Regions from separate parts of the Homo sapiens genome. Here region 2 is linked to region 1. Evidence: read pairs that join two places in POLR2A ChIA-PET (ENCODE). Cell type or tissue: Panc1. All regions are shown on one strand. Links, peaks and the distances in the headings refer to the core of each region. The heading gives the core; the rest is flanking DNA. Region 1 has its middle 13 kb from the start of AMZ1. Region 2 overlaps GNA12 (G protein subunit alpha 12).

Region 1 (4,388 bases), core at 279-4,278:
GGATAGAGTGCAGTGGTGCGATTTTGGCTCACTGCAACCTTTGCCTCCCGGATTCAAGTGATTCTCCTGCCTCAGCCTCCTGAGTAGCTGTGATTACAGGTGCCCACCACCATGCCTAGCTAATTTTTGTATTTTTAGTGGACGGGGTCTCACCGTGTTAGCCAGGCTGGTCTTGAACTCCTGAGCTCAAGAGATCCGCCCACCTCGGCCTCCCAAAGTGCTGAGATTACAGGTGTGAGCCACCACGCTGGGCCCTGCAGTCTCTTTTCACTGGGTACTGCGGTTCAGTGTTACTGCCTAGGGGCAGCTGATCCGCAGAGCCCCTCCCTCTCTGAGTTCCCCCAGGCCAGAGCTGAGAGCCAGGCTCTCCAGATCCCTGTGGGAGGGCCTTGTATCTGAGTCCAGTTTTCCTCCAGCACGAGGCCTGGCATTTAATTACCTGCTGTCTTGTCAGCTGTTCAGTGTTCCTGGCCTTTGGATATTTCACCCAGCGTGTTTCATTGTCTTCAGGGAAACGGCTGGTCCAGGCACCTAGCCTGCTGTCACCGGGAAGGGACATGTGCCCCGAGGCGGGGCTGATGTCACTGCTGCACCCTGGTGGGGCACACCAGCCCACGGCTGTGCCACCCAGGAGGTGCCCTTTTGTTGGAGGGCATTTGCCAAAACCAGCAAACTTGGGTTCTCATTCTGTGGCCTTGAGGGGTCAAGGGGACAGAAGTCAGGGCCAGTCCTGCCCAAAATGGGGAGCATTATAGAAAACCCTTCCCACCTTAAGCTGAAAACCTAAAGGTCTACACTCTTAGGGTAAGAATGAAACGGAATTAGCCCTGCTCCCTCCACACGAAAGACACTTGGTGCTAAGAGAAGCAAAAAGAAAAAGTTCTTGAGAAGTTAGGGCTACAGGTCTTCTCTAGCACAGATTTGAGGTGCTAGCACAGATTTGAGGTGCTGCCAAGAATGCAGAGAACTCCAAGCACTCAATGCGTTGTTTGTTTTGACATAGGGTCTCTCTCTGTCACCCAGGCTGGAGTGCGGTGGTGTGATCACGGCTCACTGCAGCCTCGAACTCCTGGGCTCAAGCAATCCTCCCACCTCAGCCTCCCAAGTAGCTGGGACTTCAGGTGCATACCACCATGCCCAGCTAATTAAAAACAAAAGAGATACGGCAGGTGGATCACCTGAGGTTAGGAGTTTGAGACCAGCCTGGCCAAACTGGTGAGATTCTGTCTCTACTAAAAATACAAAAATTAGCCAGGCATGATGGTGGGCGCCTGCAATCCCAGCTACTGGGGAGGCTGAGGCAGAATTGCTTGAACCCAGGAGGCGGAGGTTGCAGTGAGCCGAGATCACACCACTGCACTCCAGCCTGGGCAACAAGACTGAGACTCCATCTCCGAACAAAAAAAAATGTGTAGAGATGGGGTCTTGCTATGTTGCCCAGGCTATTCTCAAACTCCTGGCCTTAAACAATCCTCCTACCTCGGCCTCCCAAAGTGCTGGGATTACAGGCATGAGCCACTGCGCCCAGACCTTTGGGGGGCCAGTATATTTGGTTTGCTGTGGCCTCCAGTGGGTAATGCCCCAAATTAGCTCCTCCCTAGCGGATTCCACCTTCATCCCAGGCCTCAAAGAATCTCTCCATCAACATTTTTCAAAGCCAAAGAGCAGCATGCAGCTAAAGATGACCAAGAACACAGGGAAACAAGGCACCATGAGTGACCTGCACAGGCTGCAGACACGAGGACGGTCACACACTGTGCCAGACACTGGGGTGTTTGTGTGCTATGACTATGACTGACACTGGCCAGGTGGTCCTGTTGAGTTGTTTCCAGGCACCTGGCCTAACCACAGTCCCCAGAATCCTTCGTGGCTGGGCACGGCCACATGGCTGAAGTCTGGACGATGGAATGTGGTTGATAATGACAGGAGCAACCTCCAGTCCCAGCCGATAATAAACTCTCAAAGAAGTTAGTTAAGGGAGGGCCGAGTGCAGTAGCTCATGCCTGTAATCCTGTCACTTTGGGAGGCAGAGGCGGGTGGATCACCTGAGGTCAGGAGTTTGAGGCCAGCCTGGCCAACATGGCGAAACTCCATCTCTATTAAAAATACAAAAATTAGCCGGGTGTGATGGCACATACCTGTAATCCCAACTACTCGGGAGGCTGAGGCAGGAGAGTCGCTTGAACCCAGGAGGCACAGGTTACCATGAGCCAAGATTGTGCCACTGCACTCCAGCCTGGGTGACACAGTGAGACACTGTCTCAAAAAAAAAAAAAAAAAAAAAAAGAGGAAACGGGGAAGAGGAGATGGGAGATGAGAGGAGAAAGGAGAGAGAAAGAATATTTCAAAGGATAGAGGCTAAGAATTTCCCAGAACTGATGAAAAAACCACTAATCCACAGATTCAAGAATCCCAGCGAATTCCAAGCAGAATAAATAAAAAGAAACTCTCACCTACATAAGACAGTAAAACTGCAGAAAACCAAGGACAATTCAAAAAAAATAAATCTTAAAAGCAGCCAGAGGAAAAAGAGAGGTTACTTTGAAAGAACAGACATTAGACTGACAGCCAAACTCTCGAACACGGCAACAGAAGTCGGAGGACGCTGGGATGTGCTGAACAAACCAATGTACTACAAGAAAGTAACTGCCTAGCTGGATGTGGTGTGGTGGCTCACGCCTGTAATCTCAGCACTTATGGGGGCCAAGGCAGGAGGATCACTTGAGACCAGGTTGGTCTCGAACTCCTGACCTCAGGTGATCCGCCCACCTCAGCCTCCCAAAGTGCTGGAATTACAGGCGTGAGCCACTGCGCCCAGCCCCCAGGAATAATTTTAACCAAAAAGGTGAAAGATCTGTACACTGGAAACTCTTAAGACACCAATTTAAATAACTGAAGAGGACACAAATAAATGGAAAGAAATCCCATGTTCATAGATGAGAGTAACTAATATTTTTTAAATGTCCATACTACCCAAAGTGCTCTATAGCCTTAATGCAATTCCTATCAAAATTCCAGTGGCATTTTTCATAGAAGTTGAAAAAACAATCCTAAAATTCATATGGAACCACAAAAGACCAAAGAGCCAAAGTAATTCTGAAAAAGAACAAAGCTGGTGGCATCCCATTACCTGACTTCAAAGTATACTACAAAGTTACAGTAAGCAAAACAGCATGGTACTGGCATAAAAACACACACACAGACCAGTGGAACAGAAGAGAGTACAGACATAAACCCTCACATACATGATTAGTCTTTGATAAGGGTGCCAAGAATACACAGTGGGGAAAGGACAGTCCCTTTAATAAAAGAGGAACAGACTACTCAGGAGGCTGAGGCAGGAGAATCAGTTGAACCTGGGAGGCAGAGGTTGCAGTGAGCTAAGATTGCGCCATTGCACTCCAGCCTGGACAACAGAGCGAGACTCTGTCTCAGTAAATAAATACATAAATAAATAAAAGAGGACCTAGGGAGACTATCTCTACAAACATTTTAAAAATTAGTTGGGTGTGGTGGCATGTGCCTATAGTCCCAGCTACTTGGGAGGCTGAGGCAGGCTGATGGCTTGGGCCCAGAAGTTGAAGCTGCAGTGAACTATGACTGTGCTACTGCACTCCAGCCTGGGCCACAGAGCAAGACCCCATCTCTAAAACAACACTAAAACAGCACTAGGCGCAGTGGCTCATGCCTATAATCGCAGCACTTTGGGAGGCCAAGGCAGGCAAATTACTTGAGCTCAGGAGTTCAAGACCAGCCTGGGCAACATGGCACAACTTCATCTCTACAAAAAATACCCCCCAAAAATAGCCAGGCATGATGATGTGTGACTGTGGGAGGCTGAGGTGGGAGGATCACTTGAGCCTGGCATGCACAGGCTAGTGAGCTGAGATTGCATCACTGCACTCCAGCCTGGGCGACAGATCAAAACTCTATCTCAAAATAAATACATAAATAAATAAAGATAAAAATAAAATAAATTGGCCAGGCGGAGTGGCTCACGCCTGTAATCACAGCACTTTGGGAGGCTGAGGTGGGTCAATCACCTGAGGTCAGGAGTTCGAGACCAGCCTGGCTAACATAGTGAAACTCCGTTTCTACTAAAAATACAAAAAATTAGCCAGGCATGGTGGCGTGCGCCTGTAATCCCAGCTACTCGGGAGGCTGAGGCAGGAGAATCACTTGAACCCAGGAGGCACAGGTTGCAGTGAGCCGAGATCGTGCCATTGCACTCCAGCTTGGGCAACAAGAGCGAAACTCCATCACAAAAAATAGACAGACAGACAGACAGATAGATAAAAAATAAATAAACAGTGCTGGGAAAACTGGATATCCACATGCGAATGAATGACACTGGACCCCTGTCTCAGATCATTATTATTAAATTAACT
Region 2 (4,388 bases), core at 279-4,278, 130 kb before region 1:
GCTGCGTATCCTCTTCAATATCTTTTTTTTTTTAATTTATTTTAATAGAGATAGGGTCTCGGTAAGTTGTCCAGGCTGGTCTCCAACTCCTGGGCTCAACAGATCCTCCCGCCTCGGCTTCCCAAAGCGCTAGGATTACAGGCTTAAGCCATCACGCCCAGCTCTCTTCAACGTCTTTAGTGGTAGAAAATGTTGAGTGGTAGCTCTGTGATTCCCAGACCTCACCATGCAATCCAAGATGGCCCCAACGAATGGGCCAAGAATATGTTTAATGAAAACCAACCTAGTGACACTGCCCCCAGAGGACAAAGATTTCACCATTTTCTCACACCTCCTCACACAGTTTCTTTGCACTCTTATCAGTTTTTCACAAAACCCAACTTGTTACTGTTTGGACTTTTGACACTCAGCCCAGTCCTATTGGCTTTGAAGTGGTGGGACCAAGGAAAGCCAGCCTTGTAGCAGGCTCATCTACAAGAGTCTGGCCCAGTGGCACTCAGACCATAGTCCAGAGGAACCCGGTGTATGTACACGCGTGTGTGTTTATGGGTTTATGGGTTTACGCATACACACACACCCGTCTATATATAGCTGTCTCTGCTAAAACAAATTCTTTGAAACACTTACCTTTATTATTTGCAGTCTATTCAGTTAGTTACCAGTATATTCTTTTCCTTTTTAAAATGCCTACTAAATGATTTCACAATGCAGATCCTGACTTGAATTTCGAAAACACTGAATTAGCACATGAAGCTGTTACCTGTTGATAGTGTGTGCAAGCTTTTCCCCCTTAGAATGATATTTTGTGTGTTTGTGTTCTCAAGTTTTGCTGATCTTTTCTGTACTTAAGAGGACGATTTCGTTCCCCCTTGTACTAGTGTTTGTCATGTAGTGAAATTTTTAGTGAAGGGAGATTCCGAGACTTATCCTGACCCCTGGAAGAACAGGAGAGGAAGAAGTTGGTCTGCCCATGGCCATGGCTGGCGGGTGGGGGTTGGGGAGATGATTCCAGGAGTTTCCAGCCTGCTGGCTTGTGAGTTTTGAAATGGAGCCCTGGATTTTCACTTTCCAGTTCAGGAGATCTGGGGAAATCTGGATTGGTTTGGAGTTGTTTTTTTGTTTGTTTGTTTTGTTTTGTTTTGTTTTGGACTTTTAGGAAAACCTTTTCAAGGCAGCTGAAAAAAGCTAATGATGATAATTTGCTTCTCCTATGCCATTCCTAAACCCAGAGTTTTCTCTGCAGTTCCATCTCCTCTTGAGAAGCTTAGCTTGGATTTCCCACTGTCCAACTGAACTAAATTTGTTGAAAACCTACCTAAATGTCACCCCTTCTAAGCCATCCCCTCCTGTGGACCTGACTTGGGAGAACTGGTGGGTATTGTGCTTACACAACAGGGCCCTCACTGCTCTCCGTGCTCTGCAGGTTTGGTGAATTCCTGGTTTTGGATCTCTCCATCTTTTATTGAGAGCACTTGGGGTGAGAGCACTTAGGGGGCTCCTGATCACTCTCCTGCTTTAGCTGCTCCTTCCCTGCCTCCTGTCCCACCTGCCACGGGACCTGCAGGCAGCCTCAGACCTTGCCATTCTCCTTTTCCAAAGCCCTCGATCGTCCCCTTTCTCACACAGACTTCTTAGCTCTCCACAGCCTGTCTGTGAGCGAGGCCTCACCAGCGGTGGCGATTCTGGCTGTCCTCCGACGGTCCTGTCCTTCCAGTTATGGGGCTGGCCTCTGTACTCTGCATCTGAGACTGTCGCTTATCTGCTCGTGCTCTGTCTTGCTGCTACGCTTGTTTTGAAAGTTCTCCCATAGCAGGAGCCAAGTTTACCGCCTTTTGGGTTTTCCCCATTCGTTACCCACCACTTTTCATTGCCTGAGGTGAGCCCTCGGTATAGTCACTGGCAGAGCCAAGAGGGGGCTTTCTTAGAGAAATAATAGGCCTGATCCCGTACGGCAGTGCATTTGTTGCGGAAGGCAAATCCGCGGAGTTATGGTGGGGCCAGGGCTGCGCTGTGAAATGGCAGAGGCTCTGATGGCTGGTTTGACGGCTTACTGCCTCCCTTCGTCAGTTTCTCGCTGACCTTTACACTAAAAGGTATCTTGCACTTCAGTTTTCGAGAGGAACTAAGAGGCGCTGTCTTTGTTTGCTGGATTCATCAATGTAAAGAAATGCATCCTGTTTACACTTCTGGCAGCGTTTCTTTTATTTGGATGGTGGCCAAAGGCAAACAACTCAGCCGAGTGGGTTTTTAAAAAACAGAGCTTTCCAAGTCCACATGCTGTTGCCCGAGTGAACATCCAGAATCTTCAGTTTGTCTTAATGGAACTGTTTCATCTTGTAGAAAAAGGCTCATATTATCTTAAAGCATTTTATGTCTATCGTAGCTTTGGTATTTATTGTGGGAAGATTTTACTAAGGAATGACTAATCTTAAAAGATTTGGTTTGATTAGGGGCTAAACTAACATAATCTATTTTGAAATGAGATAACAGGATTTGCAGTTTTTGGTCTTCATCCAGCAAAATTGAACCCCACCCCCCACCCCCCCAAAAAAAATCTACATCCCCAGCAGAGAGGGAATCTATACTTTGACTAGAAGTTTAAGTTGCTGGATTTATAAGTTGTCTTAAAAATATGCTGTCTGAACAGTTTGAAGTGTGACATTGTATTGAGATGAAGTCATCAAACTGCTTGAGACTTTAACCGTTTATATTTGGGTAACCAAATAAAATGTATGGTTATTCAAACAATTAATACTTCAGTAATACCATTACTGAAAAAAGGATTTTTCTCTTAGCTATTAAAGAGACTTGAATGAGTTGTCGTTCTTATTTATTTTAAGTGTATGTGAGTTTTAGGATTTTCTTGGCTTTTGTGTTTTAGAAAATTGGTCTTTCATTGGAAAAGGACAGGAGTAAGAGGTTTATTATAATATGCCTCCTATACTAGTATTTTACTTTTAAGACTTTAGCAATTCTATATAACAATGGTAAAAGTGTAACTATCAGTTCTGCAAAAGTACGGTAAATACATTATTGTTACAGGCTTTAAACTCCAGAGAGAGCTTACGTCTCTCTCTAAAAAGGAAGAAAAGGGGACTCAGAATTTAGCCAAATGTCCCCAAGTAGAAAACTTCGCTGGAACTCAGATGTGGATTTTCAGAACAAAGTTGGCAGAGAGCAGTTTTTGACTAGAATAAATGTAAAAGGGCAAAAGAGAGACATCTTTTTTTTTTAATGCCTTTTTTCCTTCAAAGGAAGGGAAAATGGACTGTAACTACAAAGCTTACAAAACTACTACTTAACTGTTCAAAGCTCATCAGTAGTTTAGCCACCTTTCTTGTGTTTTGAAAAAGGGAAAGGAGGAGTCTTTTCTTGTGGTTGGGTGCAGTTCATTTGGACCAGCTCCAGCCTGCTTGGGCGGATTGTGCGGTGGGAATAGACTGCTGTTGCATGGGCCAGTTTTGCGTGTGTGTGTTTTTAAGCCAAACCTATGTTCACCCTGATAGTTGGGGAAGGCCTGGTGTGTGCAGTCCTGCAGTCTTCGTAAGTGACCTTTGGCCTTCCAAGTCCTACCTGGCCCCCTGACTTCGTCTTTGACATAAAAATGAAACTTCCTAGGGGTTATTGATTTAACTTCTGAGTGAGATTGTACTCCTTGTGAAGCTAAACTTTTCATTTGTAAAAATAGCACCTGAATAGATACCTGGTGGGTCGGACCCAATTTCTGTATTTGAGTTGGACGAGCAGGGCCTTCCCGGATAGCGGGAGGGTTGGTGACTTGATTGGGAGGGCATGGAGGCTGAAACCCCATCCAAGCCACTGTTGCCAGGCTGGGCCGCATCTGCCTGGATGATGGAGAGCGTTTTTCTGATTTGTACAAAGGCACCGAGACCCTTTGCCCGAGACCTCGCCAGAGAAATCTGTGTGCTACCTTCTCCGTGCCGAGATAGTTTTTGTTGTGCATAGTGGGGAAAAGAGGAATTGCCTTTGTTTCCTTGGGTTCTTGAACCTTTTTGGTTTTGTCCTTTTGGAAAGGCAAGAGTTTGGTGTGGTGTAGTCAAAGGAAGTGGGGAGATGAGGACCCGGAGGAGGAATCACAGTGGGGGAGCCGGGAGGAAGGAAAGTGGAGAGTTTATTCAAGTCACATTTTCCCTCTAGGTAGATTCCAGTCCACCACTGCCACTCGCTCAGATGAACCCACCCTTCGGAAAGCTCCGTCTGAGGCCCACCTCCAGTTAGGGTTTTAGCAAGCCTCCCTTCCCTACTATCTCTTTGCCTTCGGCCTCTGCTAACCCTCCCTCTCCACATCACATCGTTGGAACTTACATTGCCGTGGTCGCTAGTTAACTTTTTAAAAACTTTTTATTTTGAAATAAGTATAGGTTCAC

Evidence for each region. Peaks named below come from ENCODE experiments on the same cell type or tissue, not always from the same donor. Only the 100,000 strongest peaks of a DNase experiment are listed, where the experiment ranks them.
Region 2: POLR2A ChIA-PET joins it to region 1 with 5 read pairs; 3 of 35 experiments call an interaction of 5 or more read pairs at or near these places.

Annotation. Positions count from the first base shown.
Region 1 is chr7:2,672,891-2,677,278 of GRCh38, reverse strand. No RefSeq gene overlaps it. Among named protein-coding and RNA genes, the nearest start is that of AMZ1, 13 kb to the left of the region's middle. In Panc1, for the core only: no CTCF peak of the experiment used is centred there; no DNase peak of the experiment used is centred there.
Region 2 is chr7:2,800,552-2,804,939 of GRCh38, reverse strand. The region is part of intron 1 of GNA12 (G protein subunit alpha 12); the gene reads left to right. Among named protein-coding and RNA genes, the nearest start is that of GNA12, 42 kb to the left of the region's middle. In Panc1, for the core only: no CTCF peak of the experiment used is centred there; a DNase peak (open chromatin) is centred at 2,179; H3K4me3 peaks cover 1,712 bases; H3K27ac peaks cover 4,000 bases.